2 separate regions of the Homo sapiens genome follow, and region 2 is linked to region 1. A link is a loop called in an ENCODE intact Hi-C map of the cell type or tissue named here. Cell type or tissue: dorsolateral prefrontal cortex. All regions are shown on one strand. Links, peaks and the distances in the headings refer to the core of each region. The heading gives the core; the rest is flanking DNA. Region 1 holds the start of PLD5 (phospholipase D family member 5). Region 2 has its middle 150 kb from the start of PLD5.

The links. A loop is a pair of places that touch in the nucleus more often than their neighbours do. Peaks named below come from ENCODE experiments on the same cell type or tissue, not always from the same donor. Only the 100,000 strongest peaks of a DNase experiment are listed, where the experiment ranks them.
Region 2: a loop joins it to region 1, with 4 times the contacts of the local background. A loop is called at or near these places in 2 of 110 quality-filtered maps.

Annotation. Positions count from the first base shown.
Region 1 is chr1:242,518,004-242,533,099 of GRCh38, reverse strand. PLD5 (phospholipase D family member 5) reads left to right here and starts at 8,403. Exons shown (of 10, transcript NM_001372062.1): 1 at 8,403-9,012. The coding sequence starts at 8,824. In dorsolateral prefrontal cortex, for the core only: a CTCF peak has its summit at 8,882; DNase peaks (open chromatin) are centred at 7,769, 8,095, 8,689 and 8,939; H3K4me3 peaks cover 3,575 bases; H3K27ac peaks cover 3,144 bases; H3K27me3 peaks cover 1,830 bases.
Region 2 is chr1:242,664,926-242,680,021 of GRCh38, reverse strand. No RefSeq gene overlaps it. Among named protein-coding and RNA genes, the nearest start is that of PLD5, 150 kb to the right of the region's middle. In dorsolateral prefrontal cortex, for the core only: no CTCF peak of the experiment used is centred there; no DNase peak of the experiment used is centred there; H3K27ac peaks cover 2,229 bases.

The DNA.
Region 1 (15,096 bases), core at 4,769-12,768:
TGGCAACTTGTATTCAATTTATTGGACCCACTTCTCAGCAAAACCAGCTTTTCTCTTGCAATTGCCTAGCAGATTCTTACTTGGCTGCTGATACCTGACCAGGCTGAGGTCTGAAAATTTTGTTGATTTGTGTTCTATCCTCCCTTTCTTTCCTATCTGTTATTGGTTTAGCGATATGCGAGTCTTCCTGTCTCTCCTACATGCTAAAGGACTCCTTGGCCAGGTTTTCTAGTTGTCACTTGTTCCTCCTCCATTGGTTTCTCCTGTCCTCGTTTCACTGATTTCTCAGCTGGAATTTATAGTCTCCCCTATCCATGACTTGGGGTGAACTCAGTGATCTCTGATGAGTATAAGTCAAGGAGCTTTCTTCTTGGAGAGCCTAAAACTTTTGGTTGCCTTTCCCGCCTGGTACATACATTGACTTTGACACTCTTGTGTCAAAATTGTAGGAGGTACACATGTTCAGCTAACCATAGATCTAGCAACTAGTTTAGTATAATTCAATTTCTTTGTGTCACTAAAATTCAAGTTGCACAATCTTTGGGAAAAATCCTAAGTATACTTATGATTTATTATATTAGAATTTTACTTATGTATCTATAGTAGTCAAATAAATAATTGGTCAATTGGCTAACAGAATTAAAAGGGAGAGAAATGGCATGGCCCTTTTACTATAGTGTTAAATATAGCATATTCCTCACATGCCCCTTCATAATAAAGAGATTAAAGCCTGCAGAGTTCAATGTATCATTCTGAAGCTGCGAATATTACTAAATTATAACCCTACATCTAAGTGAATATCAGGCCCAACTGGTCAGTTTTGGGAAAGACGCCCTGAGTATGTATCTTGTTCCATAGTGATACCTTAGTTGCATCAAGTAAATTAGTATCTGTTTTCTAAAGAAAGACTTTGTATTTTATGTTTAATTCTGTTAAGCAACTCTGAGAGCCAACTTCCTGCTTAGTGACTTTTCCCAACCACTTTGACCTGCCTTCCCAAACCAGCTTGCATATCTCAAATTCTGGGAATGTGTGTTTTTCAACAGCATAAAATGCTGTCTCGATAGGGAACTATTGATTTAGCGTTCTTTTCTGCACCATTAATCCTAACATTTGATCATAATCTTATGCTACTCCTGGTCTCATTAGAGTTTGTCTATTTATAGAATTGTAAATTCCTCTTTCTCAGCATTTATGATTTCTCAGAATTTTGAATCCCCACGGCACTTATAAAATCTTAAATATACACCAGAAACTCAATATTTGTCAAGTTGAAATTTTGAGTTTCCATTTAGCAAAACCAAACTTTGTCCTTTTGCTAAGATCATCGAAATGTGTAGCCATGTTTTCTTTTTAGAAGCTTATTCCCATTTGGGTAATTTTCTCCAGTATCTTCTCCCCAGCTCACCCTTCAGCCCAGGTTCCCCTGCACCTGTAGCTATGTTACAACTACACTTGTCTGCTTCTCCAAGATCAAACTGAAATAATTTTTCATCTTGTTTTGTTTTATTTATCTTGTGTCTCCATGGCCTAGCACTAATCAACTGCCAAGATGAATGATTTTGGAAAAAATAGGAGTGGTCTGAGCATAATTGGAGGAGAAGTGTTAAAAGAGGGAAATGAAAGATATTTAATGTGCCTCTTCCAACTCTGTATATCAATTTAATAGTTTTTATAACTTGAAACCAATCTATCAGGTTGACATGTTGTCAGGCAATCTTGGTTCATGACAGGTTAACTAATTCTTCCTCTATTATTTATACTCTGCCTACATTTAAAACTCAGCCATTGGAGTGGCTTAAAGTAAAAACAAAGACCAGAAATATAACATCATTAAGACTAGGATAAGAACTAGAACCACTGAATCAGGAGGGAGGAGGGGATCACTGGCCTACAAAACCTAAAATCAAAGAAAGTTCTAGCCACCAAGCATAAAAATTAACTCTGAGCTTTCTGAATTTCATTGCTAGGAAATGAATATGTCACATTCTGCCTTCAAAAGATACTGTATAGTGTACAGAAGCTATCAGTAGCTTGAACAAAGGTTGAGATGGTGCACACTGGCTTAGATTTAAGTGATTTGCTGTAGAAAAATGACTCCCACTGTCAGGTATGTTGAAGATCTAAGGAGTCACTGCATTCCTCTTTAGTACAAGTGAACAAATGGTGATGTCAGAGGTGTTACATAGTTTTATGGCACGTACTGTACAAAAATACCAACAATGGATTCTTTCAAAAGAACATAAAAGAAAAGCATGACCACTATTACAGTCAAAGTCTGTTTTACCTGGGTGTCCAAATGTAGTAAATACACATCATTCTCCTATCACTTGACTTAAGGTTAGGTTTCAGTTTCAAAAATGTAAGCATGATTAAGAATTACAGTGTGGCTTATATTATCTTCATATATTTCCTTTTTTACTGTTGAGTTGCACATACTTTATGCTGGGTACCATGATTGATACATAAAAGATCACCTCAGATAATCAAAGTGGAATTTAGAATTCTGGGTGATTTTGAAGTGTTCTCAATTCCATGGCTGTGAGCACAAAGGCCAAATGAAGTGCCAACTTAGGCAACTGTCTGATTAACCTAATCCATCTACACTGAGTCAGGAGAATTCAGACTTTTTTGTTGCCTACCAGAAGCTTTTAGTCACGCTAGATTATTTCAACTATCCTATTTTCTACTTATTTATTCTTAGGACAGCCATTTTCTAATTTTCTGTGTTGATGTGATGGATCTGTCCAAGGCTCTACTGCAAGGCCAAACCTTGTGACCAAACCATAGCATCTTGACAGATTCAATTAGGTAAAGCATCTTGGTTGAGTCCCCACAGCTGGTTGATTGTCAACTGAGCCAACACGACAACCAGGGTTTCTAACTCTCAGAAATATCCCAGTGCCGGCCAGGCATGGTGGCTCACGCCTGTAATCCCAGCACTCTGGGAGGCCAAGGCAGGTGGATCGCCTGAGGTCGGGAGTTCGAGACCAGTCCAGCCAATATGGTGAAACCCCATCTCTACTAAAAATACAAAAATTAGCTGGGTGTGGTGGTGGGCACCTGTAATCTCAGTTACTCTGGGCACCTGTAATCTCAGTTACTCAGGAGGCTGAGGCAGGAGAATCGCCTGAACCCAGGAGGTGGAGGTTGTGGTGCGCCGAGTTTGTGCCATTGCACTCCAACCTGGGTAACAGGAGTGAAACTCTGTCTCAAAAAGAAAGAAAGGAGAAAGAGAGAGAGGAAGGAAGGAAGGAGGGAGGGAGAGAAGAAGAAGGAAGGAAGGAAGGAAGGAAGGAAGGAAGGAAGGAAGGAAGGAAGATCCCAGTGCCATCTGATTTGGTTCTCCTTGTGTAAGTAAATTGGGACCCTCGACCTCACAGTATAAACCCACTCTACCAGGATCTCGCTCTGGGGGCTAGTTGACCTCTCCCTCTCCTCCCCAGTTCTCTCCAGGTCACTGTGGGGGCTCTCAGCCCAGCAGAGATGTACCCAAGCAAGACCATACAGTTTGGTGTTGTGTAAAGGCATTTAGAGTTGAGCCACCCTGAGTTTCTGCCATAGTGTTGCCCCTTGGTCCTTGTGTCTCTTGGGCAGGTCACTCTTTCTGGGTCTTTGTTTCCTCATCTGTAACATAGGGATGGCTCTGTTTACTTTGCAGGATTTTGTGAGAAAAAAGTGATATAATGCCTCTGAGGACCAGCCCACACAGTGACTGGAGTAGGTGGTCAAACAATGAGAATCTTTAGTCTAAAGTAAGTTTGTACATAGATAAGTTCACTTTATTAAATATGTAACATTTAAAAAACCTTCATTGTCATTTTATAACTAATCAATAATAACTACGAGGCTAAAGAAAATACTGTAACATAAAAGACCCTTCTCATATTAATGCTTATGTATTCTTCAGAAAACATTTTCAATCTGGGACTACTTTAATTTTGTTCTACTGGTATTAAATTATTCAATTGTTTCTACAGAAATAATCCTATAATTAACATATGTGGTTAGGAAAGTCATGTTGTTTTTAGCTGTTGAATCTATTTCTTGACAACAAAGAATAGAGCCATTCTTGGGTCAATGATTTTATGTGGTCTTGTATAGTATAAGGGTAATTGAGGAGGACATAAAGCATGCTGTTAGGGAAGGTCTAAGTATTAACATGTTTTATTCTTCAGTAGTAAACCTTTGACAAAATGTAGTAATACTTGGCAACACTACACCTGTGAAAAATACAACTTATAATTGCTAAGAAGTATATATTTGAGATTTTTTTATCGGACATGGTGAAAAAAGAAATCCTTTATTGAGAGTCAATGAACCTGGCTTTTTGACCAGACTCTCTGACTTACATGGCTTTGGGCAGGTCATTTAACCTCCATGAGCTTTGGTTTCCTCCTTTCGAAAGATGGAACTGATAGCAAGTACCAAGACTACTTTCAGATATTTTTCCAAGGAGTAAATGTGATATGTGCTACAGATGTAACTATTGTGGAAATGTAAGGTATTATCATTACTATGAAAGTTTTAATAAAATACTCCCACTTCTTGATACTTTTGGTCTTAAATTTTATGACAATGCAAAGTGCCTAATTCAGACAATATTAACAATTCCTGGTCAATGACATCTGTTAAGTTTAGGTTTGAATTCAATAGAATTCAAATTTGTAGCTGAGTGCAGTTTCTATAATTAATTATAAGCAATCAGGATTAATTGATATAGCTGCTAATGAAAATGATAACTTATTAGAATGACATAAAGAATATTTCTGGGCCTGAAAGTTCTAAGAACAGTAACATTGGACTCTATAGTTTATACAGAAATTTCTCATGTGTCATCCCTGTAGCAATCACTTGAGGTAGCAATGATTATTCCCCATTTACTGGATGAACTTGAAGGCTATGGAAATACAATGAAAACCATGAAAGTCACAATTTAGTAATTAAAGGATCTAGTACTAAAATCTAAATATTGTAATGTCAAATCCAGTGTTTTTCAAAATAAAGAAGCAAAAACATGTTGCCAAGTGTTAGCACCCATTCAGTCATTTATTCACCATAGTTTATTGGAAGCTTATTATATGTAAGGCACTAACAGCACGGTAAAGAATCAGGAGTGGCTCCAGCTCCCAAGAAGCGAATGGGCTAGTAGGATGGATGGTCCATAACACCTGTGTTGCATTCAGAAAATGTAATGGCTATGAAAATGTGCTGGAAAAAGTGCTGTGGAAGTTAATGTAGAAATTCAGTAATTATACATTTCAGTAATATTTTTGGTGCAAAATTCTCATATTATACCTGGCCATCTTCAGAAACACTATTTTTCTTCCCTACAACAGTTTCAGTTGGGTTCAATTTTATATGAAATATTCTTTTGAAGGTCAACAAGCAAGTTCCATATTACTGGCATAAACGATTAACTTGGACAAGAATCCAAGATAGAAAAATAATTATGAATAAGTCTGCGCCCAGGTTTATTTGAACTTGTTGGGTTCATTGAGTCTGGCACTGCATACCAAGTAAGTATGAAACTGTAAAAATTTATATTTTGACTAGTATTTTTGATCATAACAAATGTGATCTATGAATTAATTATAATGCTCAATTCAGTAGTATGCTGTCATATTTATGCCACCAGTGTACCTTCTTCAAAAAATAGAGATTGGCCGGGCGCGGTGGCTCACGCCTGTAATCCCAATACTTTGGGAGGCCGAGGCGGGCAGGTCACTTGAGGTCAGGAGTTTGAGACCAGCCTGGGCTACATGGTGAAACCCTGCCTTTACTAAAAATAAATAACAAAAATTAGCCGGGTGTGATAGTGCATGCCTATAATTCCAGCAACTTGGGAGGCTGAGGCATGAGAATTGCTTGAACCTGGGAGGTGGGGATTGCAGTGAGCCGAGATGGAACCACCGCACTCCAGCCTGGGTGAGAGAGCAAGACTCCATCTCAAAAAAAAAAAAAAAAAAAAAAAAAAAAAAAAAAGAAGGAGATAGTAGCAACTACTGCAGTCACTATGTATAGTCCTATAAAGGTATAGTTTAAAAAAAATCTATTTACTTTGAGAATCTGGCACAATATGGAAACCATTTGTTTAAATTCTTCTATGGTAGAACAGTTCATTATTACTCTGAATTGGATATCTATCACTTGTCAAGGTTTGGCTATATCAAATACCTAATCTCATACAGCAAAAGGCAGAGGTATTCTTTGCAGAAGGGCAATAACATCTTTCTGTTAACAATATTATAAAAGACTGTATAATTGTTTGTCGTCATTTAAATTGTGTGGTTATACTTTAAAGAAAGCATAAGCTATGGAGGCTAAACTTTAATAGTAAAAACTGGGGGACAGTGAATAGTAGGGCAAAGTGTAATAATAAAAAAATCAGATCGTGCCTGTAATCCCAGCACTTTGGGACGCCGAGGCTGGCGGATCACTTGAGAGACCAGCCTGGCCAACGTGGTGAAACCCCGTCTCCACTAAAAGTACAAAAATTAGCTGGGCGTGGTGACGTGCACCTGTAGTCCCAGTTACTCGGGAGGTTGAAGCAGGAGAATCGCTTGAACCCGGGAGGCGGAGGTTGCAGCGAGCCGAGATGGCGCCACTGCACTCCAGCCTGGTGACAGAGCGAGACTCCATCTCAAAAACAAAACAAAACAAACAAACAAAATTATCAGAGATGCTATACAATGGAATGTATAGTTTTCACAGCCTCACCTCCGACAGGGTCTTGCCCTGTCGCCCAGGGTGCAGTGCGATATCGGCTCACTGTTGCCTCCTCTTCCCAGGCTTCAGCGATCCTCCCGCCTCAGCCTCCCAGGTAGCTGAAACCACAGATGAGCACCACCACGCCTGGCTAATTTATTTTATTTTTAGTGTAGGCCCAGGCTGGTCTGGAACTCCTGGGATCAAGTGATCCTCCTGCCTCCTCCTCCCAAGGGGCTGAGATTACAAACCTGAGCCACTCCGCCTGGCCTTCACAGCTTTTCAATCTGGTTCATATCCTTGTTTTGAAGTGTAATTTCTGCTTCTGCTTCACTTTCCTCACTGGAAAGGAGGGTTAATAACATTTATCTTGCAGGATAACATGAGACTTAGAGATAGCCCACAGGTCGGGGCATCTATTGCACAATATAGTTCAGCTCCTAAGAAAACCAACCTAGCACAACCAAAATGTGTGTATTTGTGTTTAGTTGTTTCATCCCCATATTGAATGTGCACAGGATTTTATTTCAACTACTATTTTTACTATACCATTTTTTTAAATGGAGACTTTGAAAAGATATGAAACACAATCCCTGTCCTCCTAAAAGTTTGTGAAATCCCAGCCAGAATGTCTTTGAAACCGTCATTCAAGTAGGGCAGTTCTGCCGAGGGCTAGAGAGCCTTCAGTTTACCCTTGGCAACACCCTCTAAAATCCCCTGTATACCTCTCCAGCTTCCATACACTTCCCAAGCTTTTAACCAGACACGAGACACCCTGAACACCAGCTGTTTAGCATTTAGATAAAACCAAAAAATGTTTCGAGAGGTTGACTCCAAAGATAGCAAAAGATGAAGAGATTGAAGATTTAATCGCGAACAAGCCACCCTATTCCTAATAATCATCACGCTTGGCTGGGCCCCGAAGGAAAAGCCTGGACCCTAGGGGCCTAGAAACAGAGAAAAGAAACAAATGCACAGCAGTTGGGCCACGTCCACCTAAGGAACAGTCACCGCACAAGCGGAGCGTTGCAGAGGAGCCCTGGATCACCCTCCCAGGATCGGAATGGGTGCGGCCCGGGGAGCCCGGTTCTAGGTGGACACCGAGGGCTGGGGAGCAACCGGTCCCGCGTGCCTGCCCGAGGGGCTACTGCCCCCGGGCGTATTTGCATCGCCACACCATCGGATGAAAGTAGCGTGTACGGCTCCAGAAAACACATGTCTCTCGGCTATTTTCAGGGGGGAATGCTGGGCACCCTCTGCTCTAAGTCCCTTGGGGTGGGAAGTTAGTGAACTTTCAGAATGGGGGAAGGCGCAGCCCAAGCGAGCCGGGGGCAGGGTGAGGGGGCGCCGCTGGATAGAGATGGGGGAAGGGCGGAGGTGGTTTCCTGAGTGTCTCCCTCCGGAGCCATCCCCGCGCTCAGCCAGCAGGACCGAGGAGGCGCGGAGACGGCGCTCACTTCTCCCCTCGCCTGCCGGCTTTCCAGTAAAGATGCGCCAGGGAGAGGTGTAGCCTGCTCGGGAAAGGCGGGTGCGGAGCGGGAGCGCGGCCGCCCGGGCCTGGGCGCGGCGGGAGGGGCGGCGGCGGCTCCTCACTGCACCAACCTGCAGGCGCGGGCTGGCTGGGCCAGCCGCGGCCCCTCCCACCGCACCCCACCCCCGCCGCCGCCGCCGCCCCGGGAGCCGGCCCGGGTCCCAGTAGGTGCCGCAAGGAGCCGGCGAGCGGAGCGCCCGCTCGGGACCGCAGCCGCCGGGCGACGTCGCCGCCGCACCGGGCACTTCTGTCTCCCCGGAGCAGGTTCCTTTCCCTCCCTGTCCCCTCTCGTCCCCCTTCTCCCCGTCCGTCCCCCTCCGCCCCCGCCCCCGCCCCCGCCCGCACCTCGCCCTCCCTCCTTCCGCCCCGCGCCTCCCGCGATCGCCCCCTCCCGCCCGGCCGCGCTCCCAGCTGGCGCTCAGCACCCCGCGCTCCCCGCGCCCGCTCGCTCCTCCAGCTCCTCCAGCTCAGTCTCCAGCTCCACCTCCGGCTCCCGCTGGGCCTCCCGCTCGCCCTCCGCGCCCGGCTCCCCGCGCGCCCGTCCCGAGTCCGCTGCTCGCCGGCGGCCGCCCGGTCATGTCAGGATGGAGATCCGGCAGCACGAGTGGCTCTCGGCCTCCCCCCATGAGGGCTTCGAGCAGATGAGGCTCAAAAGCCGCCCCAAGGAGCCCTCCCCAAGCCTGACCCGAGTGGGCGCGAACTTCTACAGCAGCGTCAAGCAGCAGGACTACAGCGCCAGCGTCTGGCTTCGGAGGAAAGACAAGCTGGAGCACGTAAGGGCGACTCGCTCCCGGGGGCCTCGGCCAGGCACCTGCCGCATGCACCCTCCCCGTGGTGGTGGCATGAGCGCGCGCGGGGCGCGGGGGGCAGGCGAGGGGATCCTGGCAGGCGCCGACGTCCTAGGTCGGATTCGGGGGCTTCTCTGCCTGCAGTTTCTTGCCTTAATGACCGGGCTGCGGGGAGGGGAGGGCAGGTTCCCTTTCAGGCTCTTGGTCCCTGCCGACCCGACCTGCCCACCTGCGTCTCCCGGTAGGGTTCATTTGCACGGGGTTCTGGAGGTGCCTGTGCAGAGTGAGCACGAAGGGGAAGTGCCACCAGCGTGGCTCCGAGCAACCTGGCGTTGCATGGTAGTGGGCTTTAGAGCGGCGTTTGCCCGCGTCTTTGGGGGCTGTTTTACTCAGTCCAAAAACTAGCAAATTAACGAATGAGTAAAGTTGGCGCCGCTAGCGACCAGCGTGGACCCGCGCACAAGCCATTAGAGTTTTTTGCAGAGTGTCCGCTGGGATGAGCAGTTGGTGATCCTCTCTACTTGAGCCCAACTAGGGAGAGATTTGCGCGTTGCAAGGAGAAAGGCTAAAAGCGAGCGGATCGTCGGGCTCCCCAGAAATCCTCCCCTCTGGAGGGTGGGAGCCGGTGAGAGGGGACCTCTACTCCCAAGGAGTGCCGACTTCACGCGAAGTGAATTGGCTCTGGAGTTGAGCTCCTAAGGCTTGCTATTTTGAAAGAAAAAAAAAAAACCTTCTAAAAAGGCGTTTAGTGGATCCACAGTTTCAAATTTGATCCATCAGCATCTTCTTAAACCAAATGTTAAAATTAAACTAAGAGAATTATCTCAAGAGTGCAGCACAACTAGCTAAGGAGAAGATGCTATTTCTCCCTGCAGAGCTGCAGAATCCAAATTGAGTCTGCTAATGGAATGTGGAGGTTTCCTTGTATTTGGGTCAGGACGCCAACAATGATAAAAAAGATAAGACCAAGAACTCCTGGAACTCACGCATTTCCAACTGCTGCACCGACCTGCTTCCCATCTGCCCCCCAAAGCACTCCTCCTGGGCTCTGCAGCACCAACAGGCTTCTTCCCAGGAGGAAACACGCGAAGAAGGGGCATTTCTCTATTATAATAATCTGAAAGGAAGGTCTGTGCCTGCTTTCTGAGGGCCTGATGAAGTCACTGAAAGCTCTAATATGAAGCTTTGAGTTGGATAACAGCACTATTTTATGTGTAGAGAGCCATTTGCTAATGTCAAAGGGATGCCTCATATCCTTAAGACTATGGAAGTCGCTGAAGGTTTCTAGGATGGCAAGTTGTTTGAAAGGCAACGTATCCATTAAACATGCCCTCTCCAGAATTAGTGAAGGGGCTGGTGGTGTTATTAGTTTAAAGGGGGCAAACAGCATCTTTATGCATTACATGCAAAGAGCATGTAATCAACCAATGATGTGGCTGATTTTAGTATCAGGGATAACAGTCTAGCCTTGGGAGGGTGATAGAACGTATCTTCGTTTTAGTTTCACTCTGAATGTATGTTCTTTTGCAGTTTGTGCTTTTAGCTGGTCTATTTCCTTTATTCTCTTACTGAAAATCAGTGGTGCAGCCTTCTATGACTATGTCTTGAGTCATGAGCGGTGCACGCATTATACTTAAATGCTTTCTCACTTTTAGATTTTCATTGAAAGTATCAAGTCATACCATGTGTGCCACAGCAGTCTCACCTTTCTGCATGAGTATGGGATGCTCAGCCTCCTCTGAGGATTGGAGACCAGGGAAAGGAAGATGTGGTTATTTGAAAGCGTGTGAGCATCTATGCTTTCTTCTTCACTCAGATACTCCAAAAGAGAGCATTGCATACATTTTTAAAAAAATCATTCTCCTCATTTGATATTTAAATCAGTGTAGCATTTGTTTTACTTTTTCAACTACATTTAATGAGAGATGCATATATCTATTCTGATGTTTTTCTCTACACACCCTTTCAATTAGAAATGGGGCTTTAAATAAATTTATTGGTGGTATTCTCTTGCTCCTTTGAAACATCACGAACATTTTTAATGAATTAATATTAAAGAAAGTGCTATGAAAAATTAAATTAGTATACAATATAAATTTTTTTTGAATTCAAGAGCTAGTTGTTTATAATATACGTCATGTTGAATGCACTATAATATTTCAGGTAGTTTGATGGTAATTTCTAATAGAAATTAATGTTTGAGATGTCAAAAACCTATAACAAATGTAACCTGGTATCATTGCTACAGAAAGCATGAAAATCTAATGTTGACTTCATTGTAAACAACATTCTGAACATATATGGTACCTTCTGATTCATATGTTGCAGGGATTAGGATGAGTGTGTCATGTGAAATTCAAAGGTGATATATGGTAGTTTAAAAACACCCTTCTGGTCTGTCTAATCAAATGGATGGCCACTTTTTTATGATGTTGAAAAAATAAATTAATAATTATGATGGAGATCATATGCCTGAAAACAGCCTACTCAGTTATTTTGCTGGTGCTTTAAAAGCCAATCTAAGTATTAAGGAAATAAATAAGTTATGACTTCAAATGACACACATATTTGGTCATCATAATAACAGAATTCCCCTGAAATGAAATGTGGCAGTGTGTGGGCTCTGTCCAGACTTCAGAGGGATAGATTAATCTGAAAGTCAATCATGTGAGATAAAGCAGACAACCAAAGAATGGATTTCCACCCACTTTGCTAAAAGTGAGAATAATTTATTTCTTCTTTTCTGATTTAAAGGCTGCTGGGCCAATTCTCAGGTTGGACAAGAAAAAAATGACCTGAATTAGTTGAGGATTGGAATCAATCTTTAAATATGGTTCCTGTCACTGGATGGTCGACACTTAAGATGAACACTTACTAAGAAATAAATGTTTATAGAGAATCATTCCATACTAAAATAATGAATAAGAAGCTGCGAGGAAGTCGTGTTTTGTAACAAGAATTCTGGACTTTGAATTCCACTGTGAAATTTCAGGAAAAAGTAAAATTGCTGGCCATACACAGAATGTTGTATTATTAGTTACAAATAATGCTCTTGGTTGTTAAAATCTTTTGTTTCCTGTTCTGCTTCATAATGTCCAGAGCTTTGGAAGGCATTAGGCTTGGGAAACAGTGGAAGTTCTGTTCTCTGTAGGATCCTGTATTTACTTTAGGTCTAATGTAAAAGTGAAGGATTCTGGTCCAGCAAAGCAAGAGGAGCAAGGGACTACTTCCAAACCCTCTAATCCACCCCTGCTCTTGCAGCCTCCCTAGGGCTGGGTTGCTTTGGAGGTAACCATTTAATAAGATGTGACTATCCCAGAGGATAACATGGCGTTAGGCTGGCATCCTTTGGTGCTGTATGCTTTTTTGAACATTTTTCTTTTTTAAAGGGGAAGAGATGCAAAGCCCACTCTACTTTGTTGCCTGGTTTTATGCCAGCTGCACTGTACGGAGGTTTCCTGGTGCTATTTATGAAGATGGAGATGCCTTATTTTCTCTCCTACTTATTCAATTAGCTCCTGTCAAAGTGTGGTTAAGAGTAGGAGCTCTGGTAAGAGGGATCTGGGTTCAGACTTCGATATCATTTCTTATTAATTCTGTGGGCAAAGGGCTCACAGTTACCAAGATGCACAACTGTGTTCCCCCTTAGAGAAGTCGCTGGTTTGCCATGATGAAACAAGACAATCCATGTCTGTAGTGCAGGAACGAACATTCTCCAAATGTCAGAGACTCGGACACCACGAAAGTATACTTTCCACCTCACATATCTCACCTGTGCCTATTGGCTGGGGACCATCCTCATCTTGGTTGCCTTGCCCAATGGAAGCTCCATTCTGATATTGTTTTTGTGGCTGCCAAAGCAGCTAAAGAGCAGTTGGAAAATCATGTAATGATTTAGGCTTTCAATGCTTCCGCCCAGAAATCATCCATTCATATGACTCATGTGTATTGGCCAAAGAAAGGTTCATGGTCAAGGCTCACTTCCAGAGTAGCACAAGGGGATCCAGCTAAGACCCAGAAGGAAGGGAACATCTGTGACCAGCTCTCACAAGACTGCTGCAGCATACAAAGCACTTAGTGCAGTGTTTGGCCTGTATTAAATGCTCAATACACAGTAACTGTAGGTATATGACTTCTCATGTGCTGCCTGGCTCTAGGGCTGAGTCCTCTCACTCTGCCCAAAGAGCTTCCAGATTTCAAATTTGAGATCAGCCTGTATGATGATCCTGGACGCTAAGTGAGTGGTCCTTTGGTCGGCAAGGCTGGCTCACTGTCTTGGGCCTGTTATGCTGTCTGTTTGCCTGGCTTCCCATCCATCATCTGGGGGCCTGACTCTTCTTGGCTAGTGGGGCCCTTGCTTGCTCTGTGGCTGGCCATTCTGAGGCTGACTTTTCTGGTTCTCACTCTCTCAGCTGGTCCTGCTAGCAGAGACAAACTCTTTGTCCTCTCTCCAACCTCTGCTTCTCTTCCCAGCTTGTGCTGGTGGAATTAAGTCAAGCAACATTTCATTTATCGGCAGGATGTCTCAGAAAGCCCATTTAAATTTGAAAGAGAAAGCAGAAGACAGATTTGGTAAATCATAAAAGCAGAATCCTTAATGTTCTCACCTGTAGTGAGCCGTAGTATCTTGATTTATTTAGTAAGTGCCTCACACTTAAAAAAAGATTGTCTCCTCTAAGTGTGAATTTGCACCTACTTAAACAGAGTTTATGTTACCAGTGAATAGTAAATAAATGCCAAGTGCACACTTGCCTCCTGGAATAAATTGTTTACATGAGGAGCAAAGGATAAATGGATTGGAGCACACTTGGTCACAGCGGTCTAGGCTCATATTATGTAATGTCATTTTTGTCCCACGGAGCAGATCCATGAAAATACTGTACCCCACAGGGTGGATCCGTTAAGCGCCAGAAGACAGAGTTCAACCTAAGGGAATGAATCTTTAAAATGTTCCCTTAAAAATCCAACAAACAAACAAAGAGTCTGGCAAATGCTTAAGAACATTAACATTTACTGGGATCATTTCCTGCGGTTTTAGATAAACAACACAGACAAGCTATAGTTGGAGGCAGGATTCTCTGCCGCCTCCAACTCATCAGTCAAGACATGAAAGTGTAGATGTCTCATGAGTGTCTTCCAGTGGATCTCAGGGCATGTCCATCACTGTCCTTGTCACCACTACAGTCGACATATATCTACCCACTAACGGACTTCTCTCACTGCAGGTTGACATTGCAGTGTCTTTTGAAGAATTTTTGGTTTCTATGAACTCTCTTGGGTGTGGCTTGACTTATTTTAACATAATCATAGGGACATATCATATTTAATATATTTAATTTGAGAAGCTCTGGATGATTGAATACAAGTTTTCTTTTTCATCTCTTCTTCCATATAATAGCTACATGCCAATTTCTGGCTAGTTTCTCTAAAAGTTTTTACTTCTCTCTATAGACTTCTATAACTATCTCAGGTTTAAACTTAAGTAACAGTTTTTAGTTCTTAGTTCTTCTCCAAATAAATCTGATGAGTCCTTTGAATTCTGGGACATGGCAGTAGTTGTAATAAGTTATGTTCTCTTACTGAATTGACTGATAGATGGCATAGTTAGACAGACGTGGAGTCTGTGGCACGATCTCACACCAGAAATGTTGCTTAAACTGTATATATTGAGGACATTAAAATTACCCAATTGCTTAAGATCCATTCCTGCACAGACTATGTGCTAAAAGTTTAGGGTACAACGTAAATGTTGAGGTGCAGTTGAAAGGTCAAACTGTGGCTGTTAAGAGATAGCCCTTTTAACCAAAAAAGCATGTTTAAATTTTACTCGGAAAGAAAAAGAGCCCAGTTTCTAAAATCACAAATCTAGCCCTTATGAAAGAGTTAAGTGAAGAATGAGGCAAACTTTCCCAGGTAGCCTTATCTGCATTGGAAAGTCTGACTGTGCCTGCCAGTTGAAGTCGGCCCAAGTTGAACTACCTGCCTGGGCATCATGGGACTGGATGTCATGACCGTTGGGTGATAAATATATTTCTTTATCCTCCAGAGTAGGCAAAGAGCCTTGTGTTT
Region 2 (15,096 bases), core at 3,505-11,504, 150 kb before region 1:
AGCCTTTAAAAACCCTGCTTGTAAGCCATCCGGGAGGTCAGGTCTCAAGCATTAGCCGCTTGCCCTCCTTGCTTGGTGCTCTGAAAATAAACCTCCTTCTTTCTCTTGCTGCAAACCTCAGTGTCAGTGTTTGGCTTTACTGTGCCAGGCAAGTGGACCCAAGTTCAATTCGGTAACGCAAAGTACTGCCTCAAATGCCAGTAGTGCCAAAGCGGAGAATCCCTAGTTTAGAACGGTCAACGTCAAGTTTATTAGCATATAGTTATTTATAATATTTATTATCCATTTTGTAATATTTGTAGTAATATCTTCTCTTTGATCCTTCACGATATTGGTAATTTTCTCTTCCTCCCTCCCTCCCTCCCTTCCTTTCTTCCTTCCTGCCTTCCTAGTCTAACTGAAAGTTTACAATTTTACTAATTTTTACAAAGAGCCACTCAGCTCTTGGGTTTCATTGATTTTCTTTTGAGTTCATGGAGTTTCTGTATTGTTTTATTTCCCTGGGTTCATTGATTTTTCTATTGCATTTTGGTTTTTTATTTCATTGATTTTTCCTCTTTTCTTTGTTATTTCCTTTTTCTACTTATTGCAAGTTTAATTTGCTCTTTGTCTCCAAACTTCATAAATTGGAAGCATAGAAATTGACGTGGGATTTTTTTTTTTTAAGGTGGAAGCTCAGATATGGTTGGGACCCATATTCTTTTCTTACGTAAGCATATAAAGCTATTTATTTTATTTAAGTACCTCTTTAGCTGCGTCTGCAAATGTTATGTTATTTTCATTTTCATTTAGGTCAATGTTTTTTAACTTTCTCTGTGCCCTGCACAAGTTATTCAGTAATGTATAACTGAATTTCTATGTATTTGGGTATATTTCTAATATCTTTTTGATTTGATGTATAATTTTTTGTCAGATAGCATACCCTGTTTGATATCAGCCCTATTCTATTTATTGGGACTTGTTTTGTGGTTACTTAAAAGGAACATGTATTCTGCTGTTTTGGATAGCATATTCTATAAATGTCGATAAGGTCAAGTTGATTGATAGCAGTAGGCAAATCTTTTGTATCTTTACTTTTCTTCTACTTAAAAAAATTATTTCATGAGACAGTTGTTGAAATCTCCAACCTAATTGGGGATTTGTCTATTTCTCCTTCCCATCCTGTCAGTTTCTATTTTTGTGTTTTGAGAATGTCTTAGTATGTGTTTGTGAATGTGTTTTGAGAACGTCTTAGTAGGCCGCTACACATTTAGGATTGTTATATCTTATTGATGAATGGATCCCTTTACCAGTAAAGTCTCTCCGATTACTCTTTTGGTTGCTGGAGCGTTCTCGTTGTTCTGCAGTTCTCCTGCTAGCTTTCAGCAACTGCTTTGCTGCTCCCAGCCTTTGAAGGACTACTGCCTTGCATTCACTGATGGCTCACAATGTCTTGTGGAGATTTCTTTCAGTTTGGATAAGAGCAGCTGCAAGTCTCTCCTGTCCTGGGCAGGACTTTCCCTGGAGTTTAATTTCAATTACATTGTGGTCTCAGTTCCCTAATAGGTTTTAAAACTACATTAAAAAAATACAGCTTATTTTCCTTGTTATGGAGGAAATTATAGTCTCTGGTGATTTCCTATATCCTAACTGGAACAGAAGTCTTCATAGAACTGTAATAAAGAAATGCATTTATTCAACAAGTATTTTTCAAGGGTCTAAAAGTTTCAGGCACTCAGCTGGGTGCTGGGAACATGGTAGTAAAAATAAGAACATCCCTATCACCAATATCACCATTGAGCTTACATAGTATTTGAGTGTAGGTGGTATTGATTACTGAAGAAAAATAAAGCAAGCAACAGGACAAAAAATAATGGGTACTGCCATTTTATATAAGGTGAGCAGGGCATGACTTTCTGAGGGCAAATAGATGGATAGAGACCTGAATGAAGCGAGGAAGTAAGCCACGCAGATATCTGGGAAAGTGTTTCTCAGGTAGAGGGTATGATTGTCTCAATGTTATAGATTCATGGAGGGTCAGAGCTGCTTCATAATTTCCCAAAAATTCACACAGGACTGTTGAGCGGTAGAGGTGAGATTCCAAGTTGGGTCCATCTGGTGCTGAAGCACAGGCTTGGAAATCAGCTGTACTCTGTTGGGTTCTACTACCCAGGTGAACTATTTTCAAGTGGTTGAAACATGTTTTAGCACCTGATGAAGTATGAAGAACGCGTTTCTACTACAGACTGAGGGCAGAAGCCTAAAAGCTGAATGGACTATGTATGGCTTTGCAGAGAGTGTTGAGTCTAGCAGACTCCAACAGCAACGTCAAGAATTACGTTATGAAGTGTCTTGCAGCTTGGCAGTTGAACCTCATAAAAGATGGGTCAAGAAAAGAGTCAACTCTAAATAATCCAAATTAGAATAATGAATTAAGTCTGCTTGTGTTGGCTTGGAAAGATCTTCTCTAATGCTTTTGGGATCAGGATGGGGAGAGTTGGTGGGGGATGAGTGGGGGACAAAATTACAATGAGAATGGATTGTAACTACATGTCACGTAATGACATTTCATCAATGACGGACCACATGTACCATGGTGGTTCCATAATATTATTATTATTTTTTGAGATGGAGTTTCACTCTTGTTGCCCAAGTGGAGTGCAATGGCATCATCTTGGCTCACTGCAACCTCTGCCTCCAGGTTCAAGCGATTCTCATGCCTCATCCTCCCAAGTAGCTGGGATTACAAGCATGCGCCACCACGCCTGGGTAATTTTTATTGTATTTTTAGTAGAGATGGGGTTTCACCATGTTGATCAGGCTAGTCTCAAACACCTGACCTCAGGTAATCCACCCGCCTCGGCCTCCCAAAGTGCTGGGATTACAGGCGTGAGCCACTGGGCTCGGCCGAGATTATAATACTGTATTTTTGCAGTGACTTTTCTATGTTTTGATATGTTTAGGTGCACAAGTACTCACCATCGTGTTACAGCTGCCTACAGTATTCAGTAAAGTAACATGCTGCACAGGTTTGTAGCCTAGGAGCAATAGGCTGTACCATATAGTCTAGGTGTGTGGTAGGCTGTACCACCCAGTTTTGTGTAGGTACACTCGTTGATGTTCACACAGTGATAAAATTGCCTAACAATGCATTTCTCAGAATATATTCCCATCAATAAGCAACACGTGACTGCATTTATCTGGGAGCATATAGGTCATAATGTTGAGATTTTGTAGAAAATACAGCAGAGGCTCAAAAACCATACTAAGTGGACAACAGATTTAATCACATCATTATTGTCAAGAGTGAACAGGAAATACTGAAGCTCATAAAGTCCTAATGGAGCTAAAAATAGTCTTCCTAAGCTTGTCGAAGCTCCTCTTGCAGTGAACATCACTGCTGGGACAGTGCTTCTACTTTTGTCTCTGGTAAAGAGACATTAGCTAATATTAAGGTAAACATCAAGTCAATTCAAATTAACCCTGCCCTGCTCCATTTTTTTTTCATTGTCAACTCTAACGTTTGTTTTCCACTTTAATTCCAGTCATCAAAGCCCATAAAGAAGTGATGAATTATTTATGTTTTGCATAAACATGAAGGGCCATCAATACCTACTGGTGAATTGAATAAAGGTTTAGTTATGCTTCACATTTTCCTGCGGTTGAGAAATAGGAAGTATCATGACAGGTAGCATTTCCAAACAGCCAAAAAATATATCCTTTAAAGCATTGCAATTTTTAGATACCTGAAAATCTTGAATGTTATCATTACCTACTCCTTTAAAAAATTGATTACCCAACCAATATATTAATAAATTCTTCTTATAATAAAATAAAGCATTAAAGTTAAGCCTAAAGTTTTCTTTAACCACCATGCCTAGTTTTTGTCTTCTTCTCAACGCCCTAGAGATAACTGCTGTCAGAAGTTTGATGTCTATCCTTCCAGATACTTTGCTATGCTTATGAAAATATATGTGATTGAGTGGGCCTTAAAAATACATTATCCTGCTTCCTGTATTGTTCTGCAACTTGCTTTATGATTCAACAGTATTTCTTTATCTGATTTCTTTTTAAGAGAACAAATTCATTTTGTCATTTTCAGTCTTCACAACAGAACACAAACAAAATAAACTAATCTATACGTGGTTAGTTTTACTGTTCTAAATTTTGGTTCAACAGAATGCAACTGGATTAAACCAATCCAGTGCAATTTCAAAAAAAGGTGCGCAGACAAGGCAAGAAAAATAAAAGCAGAGAGCCCGAGGTTGCCTTCAGTGGATGACTCGACCAAGACTTCCTTAAAGGGACAGTTTTTTTTTGCATTTGGGCATCAATATACATTTCTGATATAAAGAAACCAGCTTTGAATGTTTGTGAAGTATCTTTGCATTATTCCAGTGACTCGTAGGGACCGTGAGCATATAGACCCCTCTTCAGTGCCATTGCATAAGTTGATTCTGCCTCTTCCTGGCTTAGTATTATTGAAAAACTGTCAACAGACCCAAGGGCTAGCCTATGCTATCTAAGAGGTTGGGACTGTATCTTGTAACTGCTGATGATGACTGAATGCCAGTGTGCAGGAATACAGAGCTCCCTGTGACACAAGTATTGGTGTAGAAAATGGTTCAGGAGAGACTGTGGCCCTTCTCCCAGGAGGGCATATGGAGTAGCCTCTGGATGGCCTCCATTATTCAGCGTAGAAAATACCTCGATGGATTGGAGACACATATGCAGGAAAAAAGTGCTGGTGTAAACAAGCACGCCAATCAATAGGGGGGAAATGCAGAATTTCGTGCTATTAAACTTGCTTGTGCTTCACAGGCAATTCTTGGCTGGCTTTTTCATTAGAGAGAAGTGTGGCCATTGTGAGTCACTCTCCTACCTGCCAGAGCCATTAATCTGTAAGCGCCTGTTAGATCACGCTTGCTGCCTGTTCAAGATGCAACTGTTCTCAGTGAATACGTAGGGCCATGTGATAATACAATTCCCCTGTGTTGTATCTTTTAATTTAAGAAAATTATAAAATAAATAGAAATGTTACAGTCTGCAACTATTTAACGAGGTAAGAAATAGCTTAATTCTCAATTAAATTATAAATTTCCTGACTCAACAAACCCAGCTTCCATACCGTCCATATTCTTGTCCATATTGAGAGTGCTGACTCTTCTTATTGTTGCAAGCAATGAGGCAAAGCCTTATACCATTTCTAGAGCCCCTAGAAACCTATCTTCACAGCATTTTCCATTTCTAACTCTGTTCAAACCATGAGAATTTGTTTATACGGACAAATATTGCTTTTTTGACTCCTCTTCTCTAGATAGTCACTTGGGAATATTGTCTTGTTGCTTTTCTTTTCAGGAGCACCTAAAGCAATATAACCAGTAGGAACAAAACTAAAATGAGAGCTTTTGAAAGCAAACCACCAATGCCTGTCCTGATTTGGCTATACTCATATCCTTTTGTTGTGTCTTATTCTAAAATTTGTTACTCCTGATCATGGTGTAACTTATGATTGCTCACCATTAAAAAATTAATGAAGGATTTATTTAAAAATTCATTTGCAGGCTGGGTGTGGTGGTTCACACCTATAATCCCAGAACTACGGGGTGCCAAGGCAGGCAGCTCACTTGAGCCCAGGAGTTCGAGACCAGCCTGGCCAACATGGTGAAACCCCGTCTTCACTAAAAATACAAAAATTAGCTGGGCGTGGTGGGGTGCACCTGTAAATCCCAGCTACTCAGGAGGCTGTGGCAGGAGAATCGCTTGAACCCGGGTGGTGGAGGTTGCAGTGAGCCAAGATTGTGCCACTGCACTCCAGGCTGGGCAACAGAGTGACATCTCAAAAAAAATAATAAAAATAATAATAAAAATTCCTTTGCTTGTAAGTGTGCCATTTGCTTTCTTATCATGGAACGTTCTTAAGACTGGAGGGGAATGAGACAATGCATTAAGAGTTGGAATTGGCATACTCTTCTATTACTACAGCTTTAATTATTTTATTTTGAAATAATCTAAAACTTACATAAAAGTAGCAAGCATAGTACAAATTACTTTTGCCCTTGAACCCTCTGAGAGTAAGTTATCAGCATGATGCCCATCACTGCTGTAGTGTGTATTTCTTACAAATAAGAGCATTCTTTTCTATAGCCACAATGCAACCATCAGTATCAGGAAATGAACAGACCCCATTCAAGATCTGCCAGTTGTGTCAATAACAAAAAGATGATTCATACTTGTGTTGTGTTTTTCCTGCCTCAGCCCTCATTCCGAAATTCAAAGATCCTTGGATCCTTTTAGTGCCGAATAGTATTTAGAAGCCAAGCATTGTTATTTAGTAGTGATTATTGCTTTTGGGGTGTTGCAGCTCTCAGTCCCTCTCAGAAGACAGGGCTAGGATATGTTTGTACCTGCACATACACATTTACATCTTTATTTCTATATTTAACTATTTGTACACAGAAATTTATGAGTTTACATCAGTACCTCCAATGTCAACCTAACACTACAGAATGCATTCTTGTTTTCTCCCTTTCTGTATTTGTAACTCTCTTCTCTAACAGTGAGAAACCTGGCTCCCATTATCCTTAACAGACTTATTTGTTTGTTTGTTTTTGAGACAGGGTCTCACTCTGTCACCCAGGCTGGAGGGCAGTAACATGATCACTGCTCACTGCAAGCTCCACCTCCTGAACTCAATTGATCCTCCCACCTCAGCTTCCTGAGTAGCTGGGACTACAGGCACATGCCATCATGCCCAGCTAATTTTTGTATTTTTAATAGAGACGGAGTTTTACCATGTTAGCCAGGCTAGTCTCGAACTCCTGAGCTCAATCGATCTGCCTGTCTCGCCCCCTTTAAAGTGCTGGGATTATAGGCCTGAACCACCACACTTGGCCAACATACTTATTTGATCAATTTCCCATACGTAATCCATTGACTATAACACCGCTGCTTCTCCCAGGCTGATGCCTCCTCACCCTACTTAAGCTCTGGTAACTTGTGCCATGCCACTTTCTGCTTTCTTCATCCCATTTGTCCACTAATACCCTGCCACAGGATGCTCTTTCTTATGGGTGCCCTTCTGTTGCTAAAATTTTGAAAGTGGTTTCCTGGGACATTCCTGTGCTCTGGATCCTTCAAGCCACTCCCAGGGCTTTGCAGTGATCTTTAAGCTCATTGGTTTGACATGGAGCAGACTAGGCAAATAGTAGCAGCAATTGATTCAGCAGAAGTTGTGTCAAGTTTCAAGTATGCCTCTTCATGGAAGGGGGAAATAGGCTATGACCAGTCGTTCTCTTTTTCTGCTGCTCAATATAACTAAGGGCCTTGCACTTACTTATTCTTAGGAATAAATGTTGCTGGTAGCTCATCCTGTGACCTCCTGCATGGCTATCCTGATGCACTGTCAAATCCAAGATGAACCATACAGGATGATTGAGGAAGGTGGCAAGGACAGACCCATTGTAAGCTACAGTATACCAAGGAGAGGTAAGGGCTTGTGGCAAAGAGAAAGGTTGATGTAACTGCTTTGGTAACATCAGCAGGAACACAGTTCTTTATTCATAATTGGTATTTTTTTTCTTTTTTTTAATTATACTTTAAGTTCTGGAGTACATGTGCAGAACGTGCGGTTTTGTTATATAGGTATACATGTGGCGTGGTGGTTTGCTGCACCCATTAACCTGTCATCTATATTAGGTATTTCTCCTAATGCTATCCCTCCCCTAGACCCCACCTGCTGACAGGCCCCATTGTGTGTTGTTCCCCTCCCTGTGTCCATGTGTTCTCATTGTTCAACTCCCACTTATGAGTGAGAACATGCGGTGTTCGGTTTTCTGTTCTTGTGATAGTTTGCTGAGAATGATGGTTTCCAGCTTCATCCATGTTCCTGCAAAGGACATGAACTCATCCTTTTTTATGGCTGCATAGTATTCCATGGTGTATATGTGCCACATTTTCTTTATCCAGTCTATCATAGATGGGCATTTGGGTTGGTCCCAAGTCTTTGCTATTGTGAATAGTGCCACAATAAACATATGTGTGCATGTGTCTTTATGGTAGAATGATTTATAATCCTTTGGGTATATACCAAGTAGTGGGATTGCTGGGTCAAATGGTATTTCTACTTCTAGATCCTTAGTTGGTAATTTTAAAAGATGGCTGGGCTCAGTGGCTCAAGCCTGTAATCCCAGCACTTTGGGAGACCAAGGCAGGTGAATCACCTGAGGTCAGGAGTTCAAAACCAGCCTGGCTAACATGGTGAAACCTCGTCTATACTAAAAATACAAAAATTAGCCAGGTGTGGTGGTGTGTGCCTATAACCGCAGCTACTCAGGAGGCTGAGGCAGGAGAATCGCTTGAACCTAGGAGGCAGGGGTTGCAGTGAGCCGAAATCACGCCACTGCACTGCAGCCTGGGTGACAGGGAGAGACCCTGCCTCCAAAAAAAAAAAAAAAAGATTCGAACACACTTTCACCTCCAGTTGCTTTTATTGGTTTTAGTTTTTGGTCTTTCCTATTTCCAAAAACACAAATTCAGTGTTGCCTTTTGGAGTAAAGTTTCTAGAGATTCCTGGATCAGATGGAGGAAAGTTTCTTGCTAAAAACCCAGGGTGTTGGTGAGAGTGATCAATTTGTCCTCCTTTCTTCAGGGTAACAGCTTTATAGCATTTAGCTTTAGGTCCTGCCATAGCAATGTTCACATTTTAATTTGCATTTCCCAGCATGTTTCCCCTGTGACATGTCATCATAGTGTTTAGAGACAACTTATAAAAAAATCTTTCATAGTACTTCCTGGGTGAAGGCATGGTTGACCTGGAAGGTATTGTTTAGGGCATGGAGAGAACAATGCTTCCTCTGCTGTTTCTCATGGTAGATTTATGGGGGCACTGACTGGAGAAATTCTACTCAATTCATGGCATACAATTCATGCTCTTCTTTTAGCTTGCCAGAGAGTTCTACAAGCCCCCCCACCCCAAGTCTTTCCAAAATTGGTAAATTCCACCTTTTTCCCAAGGATCCATGATTTAAACCTTGCCACTTAGAAAGGAGGTTGGAATCAAACAACCTCTTTTGACTGGAAAAGAGACAGTAAACATTTTTACAGTTATTTTGCCTCCATAGCAAAATGCTGGCATCAAAATCATACAAAACTCAAGGCATTTTCCCCCTTTTTTTCAACCTCTCCTCTGATCCTCTCCAGAGAAACTTGATTTTCATGTTGTGTTTTATCCTTCTCTAATATCTACTGGGCTTTATGGTAAGAATGTCGGGTGGAATTGTTCACATGGTTCACACTGCTCTTTTCACTCTATTTCTTGTGCTCCATTATGCCTTGGCCCCAGATGACAAAGCCAAGGTGACAGGTGAAATATGGGACTAGAGTATTCTACTGAGGCTGCCAGCAAGAGCCCAGAGGCCTTGCAGAAGTCTCCAGAGCTAACTCTTCACCCCCATGCATGCTGTAGGACACAGCAAGCCCCGGATAAAGTAGGTGAGGCTCCCTTCCAAGGTAGTCTCTCTGCACGTCCCTGCCACTGGCCTCTACCTTCAACTTGGAGGACAAGTTGCTGATTTCTTGGGAAGACAAATCCTGCAGATGCTGAACAACAGACTTCCATATTATTCAAGAGAGGATAGGCAACATAATTTAAAATGTTTCCCCTTGATTTCATGTCATCAGTGTATGGGCAACATCATTTATGTATTGCAAGCTGGAGACGTCTTTGAGGCTGTTGTGATACATAGCTCCCTTGACCTATACTAATGGACCAGACTGCTCAGCTTTCTTTGTTCTTACATTTGCTCTTAATTTCCTGGCTCATTCTTCACTGTCAGGAAGTTAGATAACATATCTGCTGTTAGTCCGCTGTTTTTTAACATCCACATTCTCTTCTAATTTGCTTTGGGCAAATAACCCAAACAGAACTAGCTTTTAGATGGAAACAAAAATATGAACTTGGAAAACACATTTTTAGGTAATAGGCTTTAGTACATGAAATTGGACTGTCATTCCACCTGCTTGTAAGCTTTTAACATTTACCTTTATGCTAAGCTGCATTTGAGAAGAGGTTATTTGAGGCCTGATCTCCAGATAGTATGCTGGATTGCTATTGTATATTAGAATTTTATTAACTTGATTTTATAGCAAAGTTACTGTCAATCAACACACACACACACACACACACACACACACACACACTCTTATACTCTTTGAGTTGTAGTTCGATTACAAAGCACACGCTTAAACTTGCAGAATCCACTCTAGTTATGTGAAAGGGAAAGGAATGCACTATAAACTAATAAAAGGGTTATAATATCATTGAAAGAGCTGGAGAAGCAGGCTTCAGGCTGAGCTCCCAGCAACAACTCTCTGCTTCTAGAACTATTCTGCTTGTGCTACAAATAGGAAAGAAGAAAATGAATTTTCATGAAGAAAAATAACAATGAAATGAGTATATAAAATCTGAGTAGCACCTTCTTTCAGCGAAGGCAGCATTTGTACAGCAGTGTGTATAGCAACAGACATAGCTGGGGAGGGTGCAGAGGAAGCTGTCTACACCTGTGGGGAGGAGTATATGTATTATCATTGAAATTATCTAGAATTGCTGGAACATGTGGTGATCATAAAAGACAGGCCTAATTTTAGCAGGCTTTGTGATTGTTTTTAAATTCTCTATAGAAAATGCACCCCCTTATTGTAGGTCTCCAGGACAGATGGTTCTCACTGCCTAATTTAAGTAGTTGCTGCTATGTGGTATAAGTAACTCTTAGAGTAACTTCCTATTATTTTACAGCTTGGCTACAGGATGATGATTATTTAATGCAGGATGCATTTATGAAATGTGTTTTTCTGACCACCTCACTGAACATACACAAGCACTTCATAAACATCATCTTTATAAACATTAGGGAACAAAGAGATGAATAAATGGGCTGGTTCATTACGTCTGTGTGCTCATCCAAATGTGATACAAGCAACTGTGTTAAATTTGTTTTCCAACCAATGTGTACATATATCTTTGGAGAACAACAAAATAGATAATTTGGTATTCCCCAGGGCACCTTTAGACCTTGTTACTGCATTTTGAGACTAAAACAGCTTAAACAAGTTACACAGCTTTGTCATCTCATCCTCTCTTTCATTTCTTGACTCTGCAAACTCTATCTGAAACTGACTTTGATGAATGCCTCAAGTCATTTTTAATGTTCTTGTTCAATTGTGTTTTACATGTTGTTCTTGGCCAAGACCTGATTTTTTTTTGGGGGGTTGCAAATATTCTTGTAATTATCTTTAACATTCCCCATGGTTGATTTGAAAATATCTTCTCAATTGCTTCATGCAGCAATGGCTCAGCATGTTTTATAATATAGAGGAGACCTAGTGAAATGAGAATGAACACTGCATTTCCTGGTAACCCCAAAGTAGCAAACTTCCCAGTCATTTCTTCCCAATAAAAATGATTTACTTATTGGGCTTTTCACCTTCCTTTCTTATTTACTATATCAGTTAGTTTTTGTTGAGTGATAAACCACCCCCAAAAGGTTTAGAACCAAATCATTGATTTAGTTAATGGTTCTGTAGGTCAGCAAGTTGAGCTGGGTTCAGCTGGGTGGCTCTTCTGTTATGGGCTAGGCTGATCTACTTGGGGGAGGCTCATGTGTCCTAGCCAGTTGACAGGTTGCTTTGGGCTGTCTGATCATCAGTCAGGAAGCCTCAGTCTTTCACATGGTCTTTCATTCTCTAGCAGGCTAGCTTCAACTGTCTTAGAAGGTGGCAGTGTTCTGGGAGCAGCAAGCTTTCAATTCTCGACTAGCATCATATTTTACAAATAATAAGGTCCTCCTAGATTCAAGAGATGAAAGAGTACTCTAGCTCTTGATGGGAAGAGCTCTGCAAAGTCACGTTGCAGAGTTGTGGAAGGAAATTTGTAGTCATTCTTGGAGTCTACTACATTCATATACATTCACATCTAAACATATATATACACAGCTGGGCACGGTGGCTCACGCCTGTAATCCCAGCACTTTGAGAGGGCAAGGCGGGTGGATCACAAGGTCAGGAGTTTGAGACCAGCCTGGCCAACAAGGTGAAACCCCGTCTCTACTAAAAATACAAAAATTAGCTGGGCATGGGTGCATGTCTGTGGTCCCAGCTACTTGGGAGGCTGAGGCAGGAGAGTTGCTTGAACCCGGGAGGTGGAGGTTGCAGTGAGTCGAGATTGCACCATTGCATTCCAGCCTGGGTGACAGAGCAAGATTCCATCTCAAAACAAACAAACAAACGAACAAAAAACACCAAAAAACAAAACAATACAAAAAACCATATACATACCAAATTTGAGGTAGGTCAATATGGAAAAAGTGGAAATCTAATGACATATATTAAGTATGGGTGCATCGAAAAATTTTAGGCAATTACAAAACTGTTTCATAAATCTTCAATTAAAATTGATACTGAAGTAAGGTATTCTACATGATCCACAGATTTGGGCTACCACTTGGCCCACAGCTGTGTGATCCTAGAATGCATGTCCTTGAGAAATGAATCATCAAAGGTAGGAAACAAATGTTGTGATCACATATAACTTCCACTAACTGTGCCAGGGAACAGAATGCTGGGAAAGAAGGAAAGAATCAGATAATATTGACTGAAGAGATCACTCTTGAACTGAGATTTAATGACAGGTGGGTAGAAGGAAATGGTATGAAGCAGGAGAATAATAGCTCCCTAAGGCTAGAGAGATGTACAAATACAGGAAACTGGATTATCTCTTTTACATGGAGGGCACAGGGTCACTCATACAGTATGAGATAAATCCATATAATACATCTTTGTTATCTGTCACTTGGCTAGTCTTGAGACTGGGATTTCAGATATCTCCCTAAAATTAATTTAGAATATTAAACCAAAATAGAATACAAATAGACCAACCAGATGATGCATTTCCTAGCAGCTTTCTAAAGGCTTGTAATGTATTGGTTACGTTGCTTGGAGATAAATAATAAACATAAATAAATACAATGGGGTGGGATACAGTGGCTCACACCTGTAATCCCAGTGCTTTGGGAGGCCAAGGAGGAACGATTACATGAGGCCAGTAGTTTGAGACCAGCCTGGGAAACGTAGTGAGACCCTGTCGCTACAAAAGATGCAAAAATTAGCTGGGAATGGTGGCATGTGCCTGTCGTGAGCTTTTCAGGAGGCTGAGGTGGGAGGATTGCTTGAGCCCTGGAGTTTGAAGCTGCGGTAAACTATGATAACGCCACTGCACTCCAGCCTGGGCAATACAGTGAGACTCTGTCTCAAAAATTTAAAAAGTAAACAAAATAAATACAATAGGAGGAAAAGATGGAATTTTGCCAAGAAATGCTAAAAGTAGAAGCTTCTTCAGAAAGTTTTATAGAGCAGCCAAGCCTAAAAGTGTGATGGATGAATAAGGATGTCCATTCACTCTGCCTGAGAGCCTGCCTGGATCGTCTGTAAGAGTGAACCATCGCCTGATGCACCTTAGGCACAGGCACTTCCTCCTATGTCCCATAGTGGCTTCTGGAAATAAAGAACAGAGAGACAGGAAAATCAGTACCATTGACTAGTTGGTTGGGAGATTCCTCTGATGGATTCACATGACCTTCTGCCACTCACACTAGACTTGTCTCCAGCATCTGCTGATGGTGCTAGTATATATATATGTATTTTTTAGGGTTGGGTGCTGTCTACTTCCTTCCCACTAACAAGCAAAAAATGTACGTTCTAAACTCCAAAGAAGCTTCAGTCCTTTCCCTAAGTAAATGGATTACAAACTATTCAGAAAGTGCAAAGTGTTGTTTTTAGTGGTGAAGGTGGTGAAAAGTTGCTGTTATTGACAACCAGCTAGTAATTTAGCTATCAGCCCTGTCCTGAACATGAGCCTGGAATTTCTTGGCCTAGACCTGGGAGGCACCCTTCATCCCACCCTCCCTGGTTTTCGTTTTTCCTGGTACCCAAGTTCTTTTTTTTTTTTCTTTTTCTTTTGAGACGGAGTCTTGCTCTGTTACCCAGGCTGGAGTGCAGTGGTGTGATCTCAGCTTACTGCAACCTCTGCTTCCTAGGTTCAAGTGATTCTCCTGCCTCAGCCTCCTGAGTAGCTAGGATTACAGGTACCTGCCACCACCCTGGGCTAATTTTTGTATTTTTAGTAGAGACAGGGTTTCACCATGTTGAATGTTGGCCAGGCTGGTCTCGAACTCCCAACCTCAGGTAATCCAACTGCCTCGGCCTCCCAAAGTGTTGGGATTACAGGTGTGGACCACTGCGCCTGGCCCAAGTCTTTTTAATCCCATCCCCAGCAAGGGCTTTCCCCAGCATCCTTTTAGTAGAAGGCTTCAGGTCTCCAAGTAAGATGTGAGTCAGAGCTCTTCTCTCTCCATCCTCTGTTGCTTAGATGGGTGAAACGGAAGTGTCTAAAGGCAAAGTCAGAAAGGGCGAGGGTATCCAAGTGGTCCCTGGGTCTTTTTCAATTGGACCATATTTTATTTCATTTATTTGTTCATCCCTGTTTATTTAATATAGGATTATTTATCTCATCCTGTGATGAAATAATATTATAACCTACCTCGCACATTTTTATGAGGAAATGGGTTATTCCATGTGAAAGCAATTGGAACAGTGCCTGGCACATTGTAAGTACTCAGTAAGCATCAGCCATATTCATTGTCAGTTCTCTGCTTGGCACTCCAAGGACTGGGGCTGGAATAGTAGCCTCTGCTGGGGGCTGCACATCTGCCAGGAATCCCTGCCACCTTCAGTGGCACTGGTGTCCCTCACATGGCTACCATGATGTCTAGGAGGTTCCCAAACTGCATAGTATTTGGTGAAGTTGTTGAACATGACTTTTCCTCTCTTTTGTGTTCCAATCCATTAGGATTATACCAAAGCAATACCACTTTATACCCCTGTGCCTTACCAAGTTGTAAATGCAATGAAATCTTGAATGGAAATTGCTCTTCTAGTTTTTATCCACAGCTTTCATACCACCCTTAGGCTGTAGGCATGGGTAGCACAGACATCATGTATTGAGTCAAGGTCATGGTGAGGGTATCATGGTACAGAAAAATCTAAGGGACAGACATGTACTGT